Regions from separate parts of the Homo sapiens genome. Here region 2 is linked to region 1. The links are chromatin contacts, found by Hi-C or POLR2A ChIA-PET in ENCODE. All regions are on one chromosome and are shown on one strand. Each heading gives the region's core, a stretch centred on a gene start or an enhancer-like site at or near the end of the contact. The rest is flanking DNA. Distances are from core to core; before and after follow the strand shown.

Region 1 (5,958 bases), core at 3,118-5,617:
TTATGGAAAACAGTGTGGTGGTTCCGCAGAAAATTATAAATAGAATTACCATATGATCCAGCAATTCCACTTCTGGGTATCTACACAAAAGAATTTAAATCGGGGTCTCAAAGAGAATTGTAGACCCATGTTCAGAGCAACATTATTCACAATAGCCAAAAGACAGAAGCAACCCAAGCATCCATCTATGGATGAATGAACAAAATATGGTCCACATATTCAATGGAGTATTATTCAGCCTTAAAAAGGAAGGAAATTCTGAAATATGCTACAACATGATGAACCTTGAGGACAGTATGCTAAACTAAACAAGCCAGTCACAAAAAGACAAATACTGTATGATCCACTAGGATCACACAGTTTGACTACCTAGGGTAGTCAAACTCACAGAAACACAAAGCAGAATGGTGGTTGCCAGGGGTCAGGAAAGGGGGAAATGCAAAGTTGTTTTATGAGCACAGCGTTTCGGTTTTGCAAGATGAAAAGTTCTGGAGCTTAGTTGCACCACAGTGTGAATGTGCATAATGCCACCGATCTGTGCACTTAAAGATGAGTAGGATGGTCAATTTTATGTTACGTGTATTTAACACTTTTTTAGAAAGCATCAAGAACTGTAGGTCTCTAATTTCAGTAAGAAGAAGTATAACCCAAGGTGTCTGTTAAGACTGCAGATTCCAGGTCCCGTTCCCCAGAGATTCTGACTCAATAAAGTCTGAGTATGAGGTCCTAGAATCTGCATTTTCATCAACACCACAGGCATATTTAGTGCATTACAAACTCATTTATTTCTCTCTTCTAAAGGATCAGGGGATATTCTTTTGAATATTCTGCTCTGCTGATTAGAATCTGTTTTTTTTAAGTGTGTGTGTATGTGTGTGTGTGTGTGTGTGTAAAGAAAGAAAGAACAAACTCATGTTGACTCCTGCCACAGGTCCAACAAGATGGCCCTCCAGTCCTAAGGGAAGTATGAGCCACAAAGCTACTATGTGCAACCCCTGGGCTCCAGGCCCACAGGGCTCTCACATTTCTGCCTGGACAAGCTCTGCATCTCGCCAGAAGCGTGTCAAGTAAACCAAATGCATGCCCACAGGATGTCCCCAACAAGGGAGGTAATGTCAAGCACACTCTGCAGTGGCTTTGCCTCCCAGGCAGCCGGAGACAGGAGACCTGACTCTGGCAAACCCACTGCAACTAGTGCAGACAGCGCAGGGAAGCCACGATTCCCTAGGGCAGCCCAGCAAGCAGAAGGCCAAGGAGAGCCGGGGTTGGGGGCGGGGTGGGTTGGGGAAATGCTGGCCAGGGTGGGCCTCGGTGAGAGCCAGAGCAGCCTGGGGAGAAGGAGTCTATTCAAGAAACCCAGGCCTCCCCTCCACAACCCAACCTGCAAAGGAGGCTCTGCAACACAGTGTGCTCAGCCTAACCACATCCAGCCATGTAGTCATTTGTTATCTTCATCATCATAATAGCACCTTCGACTTTTCCCATGCTTGACTCCAGCACCATCATTATTTTGCAGTGTGGCAAGGATGTCTCCCTTTGAGTATGGAGCACTTCCAGCAAACTCAGACAGAGGGGCCTATGCCATTTGGATTCTGATCCCCCCAGGAGAAGATCCTCCATGAAATGGATAGAGACTACACTTCTCCCTTACCCCTTCCAAGGCCCTGAGAGGGCATCCAGCAGTGTGCTCACATGGTGGCGTGGTTCTGTAACATGTACAAACACAGGATATTCTTGTATTCTTTTTCTTAATGCTCTCCCCGCAACAAACTGTATAAACATCGGACCTGAAAAAAACACCATGATCTGCTGCTGGATGCTGAATCGCACACTTAAATTTCATGAGGACCGCCACCTCCTGCAGTGCCAAGTGCAGTCACATACATTAGCTCCTTCAGCTCTTCTTGACTGATTAGCTTTATGGGGTAGGCTTTGTTCTTAAGACACTTTTACATTACAGAAATGGGGATTCAGAAAGGTTCTGTGACTCCCCTAGGGTCACCTGGGGTCCAGGAGGTAGCCTGAGAGTCAAACTCAAGCTCCTAAATCCAAGTCCAGTGTTCTTTCTACTATACCATCACTTCCTGGTTGTCCCGTTGAAGACTAAATAATAGGCCAGGCGTGGTGGCTCATGCCTGTAATCCCAGGAATTTGGGAGGCCAAGGTGGGAGGATTACTTAAGCTCTGGTGTTCAAGACCAGCTTGGGCAACATAGCAAGACCCCAACTCTACTAAAAATAATAATAATTTAAAAAAACAGCCGAGCGTGGTGGCAGGCACCTATACTTGGGAGGCTGAGGTGGGAGAATCGCTTGAGTCCAGGAGTTCAAGGCTGCAGTGAGCCATGATGGTACCACTGCACTCCAGCCTGAGTGACAGTGAGACCCTGTCTCAAAAACAAACAAAAACCAAAAAAAAAGCAGACAGAAAGAAACTCTAAAAATAAATAAATAAGCTACTCCTCTCATTCATCCGTTAACAAACCTCTCATAATGACCCCTACCGTTTACTGACTTCTTGCCATGTAGCAGGCACTGAGCTAGACTTTTCTTGCAAAATTTCATTTACATCACGCCATAATCCCATGAGATGAATACTATCATTAGTTTCACTCTACAGATGAGGAAACTGAAACTCAGAAAAGTTCAATAATTTGTCCAAGGGCACAAAGTAAGTAGGAAAGCCAAGACTTAAGCTGAGGGCTAATTCTAAACTCCCTGCACATAACCATGGCACAACATTCCAGTTGGAAGTGGTAAAAGGTCCCTAGCAGGATGGAGACAGGGCAAGAAAAATGCCTTGAACCTAAATTAGGAGTGTGACCTAAAGCCTAGAAGGAAGGAATGAAAAATATGGATTACAGAAGGTAAGTTTAGGTTTAAATGAACCAGTAATCGCCACGTCAACTGCTTCCCATGGGGCTTGGAGCCCGGGTCCCAAGCAGAAGCCTCATCTCTCTGAGGCCCTATTTAAAGATTCTGAGCATGGTACAGTATCTCCAAGGACCCCACATGATTTCTAACAAGCAAGAAAGGTGTCACCATCTACTGTAACTAAACATCCTAGCACATTGAGTTTTTCAGTTAGTCAAGGCTTCACAGAGCTTATTTTTTAACTCTCTAAGCTTTCCTGGTGCCGCTGATAAGATTTCCCAGCCCTGTTAAAACGAGATGAGATCCAGCCAGCTGTCGAGAAATGTACAATGAGATTATACTGAGAAGGAACCACGAGAGACAAAGGCCCCTAAGAGGAGCTGGTCTGCTGTCTGCTTTTGTGGCAGCAATCGGAGTGGGCTCTGGTTCTTGGGTGGGGGCAGGAAGCAGGGAAGGGGCAACCACCATTTGCCTTTTGCCCTCCTGTGGTCTTCCTCAGTGCCTTGTGCAAGAGGTGTTGAGGGGCAGGGAACAGAAGAGTCTCATCTTTCATGGTGAGAAGGGCTGCTGATTTAGAACAGTTGTGTGTTGGTAACAAAGAGGACAAAAGATGCTCTTGGGTCTACCCCGTTCCCTGGTGCCTGCCTCTGAGGATGTGATGTCCCCTGGTGCCATGCCTCAGCTCTTGTCCCAGCCCCTGCTCCTCCCGTCTCGCTGGTGTTGGAGTCACTGTAGGGTGCTCGACGTGCCCACCATGTTCCTGGATGGGTGCTCTGGGTCTCGGGTACCCAGGCTGGGCATGTCACCTTCCAGACAGGTGCCTGAGGGTTTAGGTGTCCTCTCTGCTGTGCCCAGGTCACAGAGGCAGTGATGCTCCTGGGGCAGGTGCACGTTGGTCTGCACCCACGTGACCAGAGAGAGCAGGACCCCAGGCCAGGCCGGTCAAACGATTGACTGTTCCCAGTCTGTGCCCAGGTGGGCCGCCTCCCTCTCACGCGGGCAGAGGTGGCTCTCGGCGCCCCTCACCTGCCCGGGCCTTGGGGGCGCTGCTGGCACTCGGGTCCCCCAGCTTCTCCCGCCTCTCGCCGCCAGGCCGAGCCCGGGCACCGGCAGCCGCGGCGCGCTCGGGGCTCTGCAAAGGCCGCCCGGGCCTGTCCCCGCCGCGGGCCGGGCACGGAGCCCGCAGGCCTCGGCGCGGCCCGGCTCCTCCCGTCCGCCCGCCCCTCGGCCGGGGGCCCGCGCCCGCCCGCCCGCCCTCCCGGCTGCAGGGCCGGCTCCGCCGAGCCTCCGCGGCGCCCGGGCCTCACTTAACTGTTCCCCGCTGGGGCGGCGGCGGCGGTGGCTGCGGCGGCGGCGGGTCCCGGCTCCGTCTCACGCAGAAGCAGCTTCTCATCGCCCGGGCGGCGCGGGAGGGGCCGGGCCCGGGGCCCAGGCGGCAGGAGCCGGCGCCGCAGCTCGAGCGCGAGCCTCACCGAGAGCGGCGGCGGCGGCGGCGGCGGCGGAGGGGCGGGGCGCGGCCTGGCGGCGGCGGCGACAACGGCAGTGGCGGCGGCGGCTCCCTCCGCGGGCCGCGGCGGCGGGCCGGGCTCCGGGCCTCCCGGCGCTGGCGCTGGTTCAGGATCGGGGGAGGCGCCCGGCGCCCGAGGCTGGCTCGGGCGGGAGGAGGGAGAGGGAGCCCTGGCGTCCCGAGCCCGCGCCGCCGCCCCGGCCGGCACCCCGCCTCCCCAGCCTCCCCCTCGACCCAGCCCGTCAGCCGCAGGCAGGGCCCCGGTGCGCCCACCCGGGCCTCCCCGAGCCCGCCGGCGACCCCAGTCCAGCCTCAGGCCCCCGGGAGCCCACGGCCTCTAGAGCCTGGGGCATCGATGGTCCCCGCCCCCAGGCTGGTCTTTTCCAGGGACCCTCAGCCCACTTAGCTCTCGTAGGCCTCGCTGTACGCAAGACCGGTCTTCCGCTCGGCTGCAGATCCCTGGAAGCCCCCAGGCCCTCAGGCTAGAAGTTGGACCCTTCTAAGGACTCTCCGCCCACCCAGCCATTCTAGGCTTCACTGAACCCTAGAATCCTTCAGCTCATCTTCCCCCACCCCCCAGCTCACCTAAGGTGAGCTCAGCCAGTCGTCTCAAACTAACCCCAATTGCCTAGCAATTCTCTTATATTAGTTAGATGATTTATCCCCAGAAGCCTAGAATCAGGTTTATGGGGCCAGCCTCAGGCAAGCATCTAGAAGAAGTTTTTAGCAGGAGTCCTACCCTGCAGTACTTGGGGAAGGCATAAGCCAAGGATAAAATGGAGCTGGATGGTTGGGGGAGGGTCCAGAGCTTGACCCTCAGCTAGAGTGGCTGGTAGGAAAGGCGGACTCTGCGCCTTAACCAACCATGCCCCCCACACCGCCCAGCCAGGCACCCCAGGCAGAGGCCAGCGTGTGCAAGATTTGAAAGGTTTCCTGCCAGGAGGCTGGAGCATTCGTTAGGACTTGAGGACCATGCAGGAGTGATCAGCATTGATTTGCTAATGCATTGAGTCTCATTTTCACACATTCTAGGCTTTTCCATAATAGCTGTTTGATCCTAAAGAGAAGGGTGCCAAGCAGAATGGGCTGTCGGGGGAAACATCCTGTAGGGAAGCCATGCACGTGTGCATTCCCAGTGTCTTCACTACTCAGAAATGCCATGGGTTCAGATGGCTTTACAGCAAGCCTTATCCTCCCATCAGGGCACAGATCATCCCTATGTTACTTAAACTGTTACACAGGAAAAAATAAACAAAAGAAACAAAAATTTTTATTTCATTTCCCAAGTTTAGCATAACCCTGATACCAAAATCCAACAGACAATACCAAAAAGAACTGCAGATGACTAACCTAGAACACGAGTCCCCAGAGAATTTAATATTTATTTTTTGAAAATGGGCTTCTGTGGGCAACTTGAGAAAGTGCTGCATGCCGTTTATAGTGTACCTTTTGGAGAATCACGATAAGTATTCGTATATTAAGGAAGGCCTCTGTGAAGTCCAGGAGTAAAGAAACCTGTTTGGTTTGTTTAACCTGGCATTTCCCAAACTCATCTGAGCCAGGACCACCTTCTAAAGC
Region 2 (6,617 bases), core at 547-3,046, 160 kb before region 1:
GAGGTTCACCTTTTACATGTTCCTGTAATGTTTGCATTTTTATAAACATGGACAACCTTGGTACTCAGGAAACACTAAATATTTAAAAAATCAATTTTGATCGGCAGGGGAGCTGCTTAGAATGATAAACTGCCCAAAAGAACCTCAACAATTTATGGGAAGATAATTAATCTTGTCTGTGGCATAAAACTGATTCCTGCGCTGTGGTCAGACGCTTGTAGAGTCTATGAAGCGGTGGTCCCAAGCTATATCCTGTATTTGAAAAGAAGCCTCAGACTTCTCTCATGATTTCTGCAAGGCATCTACTTTACTAATTCGTTAGGTTTCTTTGTTTTGGGCTGGAATTAGCTCAGTGTGACAGCTCTGTAGGAATTTGGGTGATAGTTTTGTGTCTTTTAGCAATATATTAAAGGGAGCAGACTAGGTTGGTTTCTTTTTATTTATCTAACTTTTAATATCTGAAGTAGGCAGATTTATTTCCCCAAACATTTCAGCTTTCTAACAGAAAAATAAAGAAATAACAAGGATTCTGGGCGGTGAAATATTGAATCTCATAGGCAGAGAAAAGGCACCTTATTTCCTGCTGCAGTTTAAGATCCTACCACTAGATGGTGCAAAGGGACCGCACATTTTTCAGGCTGCACCAGTTCGCGCCACAAAATTCTTCAACATCTAATAAGCACCAGGAAAGCTTTCCAAAAGTAGAAAGAATGAACAATTGTGCGGGAATAGGAACATTTTGCTTTTATAAAATTGGGACGCTGCCATTTCATTATTGATACAAAAATCTGCTTCACTTTATTCCTGCGGGACATAGGTCCCAAATCTACGCTAACCTCGTATATTTGAAGAGACCCGCAGAAGCCCACGCAATGCGGACGTCTAAAAGTTGAATTCAAAAATCCTTTTCACCTCATGCTGCCAAATGCATTTTCATTAATTCCACCTCAGTGTCGTGACGTAAATGCTAGTGGAATCGGCCCCAAGCTAAATAAGCAATAAGCCCCATTTTTCAACGCACAAACACATAAAGATGTCAGCTCAAACTGTTTACTAATTAACACTTAAAAAGACACAAATTAGATATGCGTGGCTAAGAGCAATTATAATCAAGACGGATTTCTCTAGTCATTTGGGAACTGAAAAAAATGCCTAATTGCTGGAACCAGTGTTTTAAAAACTGAAATCACGCCAGTTAGCAAATATGTTCATTTAAAGAACATTCCACGTGACTACACTCTTGAGGACTGACTACAAACATGAGAACAAGGAAAATATTTAGGTATAAAATTAAAACTGTAAGCTCCCTTAGATTTATAACTTCTTCATTAAATATGTCTGCAAACAGCAGCCCATAAAAACCTGTGGCAATTAAGTGGTTAAATGAACTGCCTCCCTTGTCAATTTTAAGCGGGTGATTAATATTAGAGCATCCCTTTACTAATTAGACCCTCCCTCATCTTTCGGCTTTAAAGTCGAATGAAAATGGAGGCTGTTGCTCCGCCAGGAGTGCGGCAGGCTAATGTGTGCTTCCTCCGCCGCGGTTTTGATGGTGGCACTCCTGGAAGGGAACGGGGAGCACTGTGGTTTCTGCTGAGGTTGGCAGCTGATAGAAACGGCTCCGCATGGGGCTGGAAGTCGCTCCGGACTTCTCCACTGCCCGGTGCCCTGTCATTACAGGAATGGTTCACTCCTGTTCTCACAAGGCTTGCGGGTAGTTAAGCACACAGCATGAAACCTACACCCAAGGCTGCTGCCTCCTGACCGGGATGGTGAGGTCTTCCACGGATGCCAGGGCGGGACCGTGGGTGGGGAGGGAGGATACACAGGTAATCAAGACATGAGGATTATTTTAGAAGCTCCCGCCTGGACTGCAGAGCCAGGCAGCTCCCACCCTGGTTGCGATGGGGAATCCATCAGCTAGAGAAATGGGGCAACTGCTTACCAGGGAAATAAAGAGCGGCAGAGACAGAGAATATTTATACACCCATCTCCTCACGCCCAGAGAAGATGCTTCATCATGGGCGCTGGCTGCGAAATTACACTTTCCAGGCTCTGGGACACAGACAGCCTTTTGTCTGGAGAACCGTAAGGGCTTCACTGGGACAACAGCCCCACCGGGTCACCCACTGCCCTCCTGCAGAGCCAAACTGGAGGGGAGGGGACAAGGCACGGACAGGTGGGGCCGGGACAAGAAAACTGCCCACGGTGGCCACGAGGCTGCCACTGACCAGCCCCTGGTCACCTCCCTGGCTGAGGGACGATGAGGTAAAAATTCACTTCCTCATGCCTGGGACTCATGTATGCGGGCCCTGGGAGGACAGCAAAGCCCCTGCTCTGGGTGCGAGGTGACGGAGGTGGCAGGAGCACATGGCTGCTGGAAGATGGCCAGGCAGAAGGCCACTGCTCTGTCATGGGGAGCCAGCAGGGTGACGGCGTTTGAGTTGGAATTTCTCTATGAATCACGGCTTCCTTCACTTTCAGCCACCCGCGCCATCATGGAGCATGTCTGAATCGTGAGAGGTTTTCTGTCTTTCCACAGATCCTTTCCTTCAAAATTTGCTCAATGGCGCATCCACTGATTCTAACTTTAAAACATGACCGTCCTTGGGCATTTTTCATGAAATTTCACCCAAGTGCATCAGGTACCACGACTCTTGGGGAGACCCTGGTGAAGAGCAGGGCAGCTACATCTAACCACGCTCCACCAGCTGCCAGGTGCCCTGACTGCCGCGCTGTGTGGCACGCTGGGCTGGGATGAGCAGGCCTGTGTTCCACTTTGGGGTGAGGGGGCCTGGGAACATGCCCCAGGGCCAAGCCTATACAGCAAATTTGTCCCCTACCCCAGGCATCCACACTGGGAGGCTGTGTCCTGTCCACTGCCTACACAGCCCATGAGGGTCCCTGCAGACACCGGCATCTGAATGGGCTCATTCCCCTTCCAGTTCTCCAGGGCAGCCTGGCTGTCCGGGCCCAGGAGCGCATGCTCCCTGGGGCTCCTCAGGATGCTGGGGGCTGAGGGACACCCACCCACAACCAAGTGACACCCTGTTTGTCAATCAGTGCTGGGCAGCTCCTAGGCCAGGCCATCTGTGTCCTTGTGGGGGTGGAGGCAGCTCTGCTTGGCTAGCTCTGGGGAGCTCCCTGTGGCTGCCCATGTCCCTAACCTCCATGCTCAGAATACACAGGGTCACACGGTTTGTTGGAGGGTGACCGTCCCTGAAGCCGAATGGTGGCAACTGTGCTTCGGCTTCGATTCAGAAACATCCCTCAGGCAGGGCATGGTGAGGACAGTTAACGCTGGCAGGAGGGACACTGGCTGCAGTTCTGGAAGGACAGGACAGTGCTGCCTCAGGGCTCACACTTCTATTTCCCTTCAAGTTGGGACCACTCTTCAGTAGATGAAGACGGTCATGTATTCAGCCAGGGTCACACTCAGACCCCTGTTCAGCTCTGGGTTGCTGCTGTGGGAATCTGGCCAGTCACTTAACTTCTTGAGTCCAGACTTCCGTAAATGGGTGGACCCCCCTTCCTCCCACGTGGTGCAGAGGGATCCTGAAGGGAAGCACCTGCCCAGCACAGAGCAGCCTCCCCCTGGATGCCAGGCTCTCCACCCTGTCTGGGAATCGTGGGCGAGCCTGGGGAGATGTTCTGGACGAGCGGGAGGCACGGTCAAAGGTCTATGCCCCTGAACCTGAAAGCAGTCTCCCACTTGTATTTACTCTATTTTTTTTTTTTTTTTTTTTTGGTTTAATGGTATAAAACACAAAGGTTTACAGTGAGCAAAGCAAATTCTGAGCAGAGACTTCTCCACCCCCAAGCCCCTCACTAAGGGCAGCCAGACCTGTTATAAATGGAAGGCACAAAATCAAACTCATCCCGACCCAGGGAACACAGCCCACTCCAGGGCCAAACCTGCAGAGTCCAAGAGTGACAGCCAGTCGTTCTGGCTCCAGGCACCACTTCTCCCTGAGCCCCCAACTCCCACGAGCAATGCCGAGTTCAGTGGCTAAAAGAAGCAACTTCAGGTTTATTTACGGAGAAAAGCCTTTGCCACGGCTGCGGAAGGAGCCCGTTGGCCAGAGTGTGTGGACATCAACGTTACGCGAATGGCTGTGCATGCCAATGGCTGGTATAAGGAACTTTTAAGTCCTCAGGTTAAATGAAAAACTCTGTGGAGCTCTCCACTGCAGCGATACTTGTTATGGTTTTCTACCCTGTTTAAGGTTCTAACCTCTCCCCATTCCCCCACATTTCTTTACATCGACTTTAATTTACTTCAATAGCAAATACAGACCTGTTTTGTTATTTTTTTTTTTTTTTTTGAGACGGAGTCTCGCCCTGTGGCCCAGGCCGGAATGCAATGGTGCAATCTCGGCTCACTGCAACCTCCGTCTCCTGGGCTCAAGTGATTTCTATCTGCTTCAGCCGCCTGAGTAGCTGGGACTACAGGTGTGCTCCACCAAGCCTGGCTATTTTTGTGTGTGTGTTTTTAGCAGAGACAAAGTTTTACCATGTTGGCCAGGCTGGTCTCAAACTCCTGACCTCAGGTGATCTGCTTGCCTCAGCCTTCCAAAGTGCTGGGATTACAGGCGTAAGCCACCACACCTGGCCCAGACCTGTTTTTCTTTTAACCCGTCACTAAACCCAAGAAATACAGCTGACCTTGGTCCACAGGGATGGAGCTTTCAGCCCCAGCAACAGAGCAGCGGGACAGTGGAATGGGTGGGCCTGTGCCGACTCACGCCCTTCTCTGTGGACAAGGAGAACGGTAACGATGGTGACGGTGGTGGCTGTGATGACAGTGGCAGCCAGCAGCACTGAGGCAGGCACTGGTTCAGGCCATTCACTGGACCTTTGCAGTTAAACCCACATAGACTCTGGACTAAGCACTATTATTACTATCCTGATCGTGCAGAAAAAGAAATGTTGGCTCAGAAAAGTCAGTGGAAGATCTGAGATTCTAGCCAGGCACTGACTCCGGGGTGTGCCCCAACCCCTGGCTCTGCACCTCCTGGGGGTGGCCACACTGTGACTCGGAGCGCCCGACATTGAGACACTACATTGTAATGAATCACAGATTTCAGTCCTTAGAGTGGGGAAGAGAATAAGGTTTGCAGGGTTCCCACCACCCGCCCTGGACCCCACACTGGGACCGTCACCCACTTCACCCCACCCCAGCAACTCGAAGGCCCACCCAGGTTAAGGAACTAGACTGACTGGCCACCAGCCTAGAGAGCCCCCTTGGAAGGACACAGAGCTGCCACTTTCCGTCACAGTGGGGAGGACTTGGAGCACGACACACTGGGTCTCCACCTTGTCTTTGGCCAGTTACTCCACCTCTCGGAGTCTCCATTTCTCCCCACGACACAGGGAGGAATGAGGCCTGGGGTAGGAACCAGTGATCACGTATGGAAAGCCTCAGGCCCCAGGCTGAGCACACAGCAGGTGCTTAAACGGTGCCACCATTAGGCCCACAGGCAGGCCGGAGCAGAACGGGAGGGGAGATGGCTCGACGCTGAGGCCGCTGCTGCCAGCACGTCCCACCTATATCCATTTGGCATCACAAAGCACCCCGTGAGACAGGTTCTGCCGTGACCCCATGGTAAACAGCAGGTATGTGACTTGCCCCTGTCCACAGTGGAGCGGGCTGGTCTGGAGGTATGTCAGTGTAACCTCTGCCCTGGTGACCACCTGTGGCAGCAGCAGCTCCTCTGAGGCCTTCCTCACATACCCTGGGCTGCACCACACGCAGGGCCCCATGCAAATGGGCTGTCCATAAGCAGGTGGACTTCACAGCCACCCACAGCTCCCCTGCTTTGAGAAGGGCAGGTGTGAAATTTTATGCACACCTATGTTTCTAATGTCCCAGCCAGCCATTTTTTCCCTGAGTTATCAAAAAAAGAAAAAAAAATCTATATATGACAATCAGGTTGGTTTTTATGATTTACTGAAAATCAAAGACAAAGGGGGACTTTTTTGTCTTGTTTTTGCTATGACAGGTTTAGAAATTTGTTGTACTACATTGATTCAATTTTGCTTGATTTCAGCCATCTTTCAATAATGCAGCCGGCTTCTGCTAGCTGGGTACACAAGAGAAAACCCCAAGGAATGGAGAATATTGAAATGGTTCTACCATTTCCATCTTTGAGATGAATGTTCCTCTCGGAGGAGAGCTGGCTGTGGCGTGTGACTGCTTAACCACCCGCTCTACAGAAGAGAAGCCACACACCCCGTGCTGTCTTAGGGAAACAGGAGGGCCCTGGTGGTCTGACTCAACTCCCTTTCTTCAGAGTTATCATCCGCATGCCAGTCCTGGGTTTCTTTTTTATTAGGAAAATGTGTGAACTGTTTGAAAGCAGGCTGCCAGATGTGTTCCAGCTTATGAAGCACAGTGGAAGGTACCCTGACCTCATGAAGCACAGTGGAAGGTACCCTGACCTCATGAAGCACAGTGGACGGTACCCTGACCTCATGAAGCACAGTGGAAGTACCCTGACCTCATGAAGCACAGTGGAAGGTACCCTGACCTCATGAAGCACAGTGGATGGTACCCTGACCTCATGAAGCACAGTGGAAGGTACTCTGACCTCATGAAGCACAGTGGAAGGTACCCT

Evidence for each region. Hi-C counts contacts between places; a loop is a spot of excess contacts on that map. ChIA-PET counts read pairs that join two places held with the same protein, here RNA polymerase II (POLR2A). Pooled maps may share reads with other maps.
Region 2: a map of posterior cingulate gyrus shows a loop between it and region 1 (3-fold over the local background). The contact joins the enhancer-like site here to the promoter of MVB12B in region 1. A Hi-C loop is called at or near these places in 33 of 168 maps with a recorded cell type or tissue (B cell, CD14-positive monocyte, CD4-positive, alpha-beta T cell and 23 more), 19 of 37 single-sample maps with no recorded cell type and 30 of 50 pooled maps. POLR2A ChIA-PET finds 5 or more read pairs at or near these places in 4 of 52 experiments (CD4-positive, alpha-beta T cell, CD4-positive, alpha-beta memory T cell, naive thymus-derived CD4-positive, alpha-beta T cell and 1 more).

What each region holds. Positions count from the first base shown.
Region 1 is chr9:126,325,238-126,331,195 of GRCh38, reverse strand. MVB12B (multivesicular body subunit 12B) reads right to left here and starts at 4,367. Exons shown (of 10, transcript NM_033446.3): 1 at 4,186-4,367. The coding sequence starts at 4,266. RefSeq lists an enhancer at 3,150-3,801 and a silencer at 4,243-4,382.
Region 2 is chr9:126,485,475-126,492,091 of GRCh38, reverse strand. All of the region lies in intron 9 of MVB12B (multivesicular body subunit 12B), which reads right to left. Among named protein-coding and RNA genes, the nearest start is that of NRON, 78 kb to the right of the region's middle. Within about 2 kb of position 1,796, at least 3 of the 41 ENCODE cell types and tissues checked have a DNase peak (open chromatin) inside an H3K27ac peak, as active enhancers do.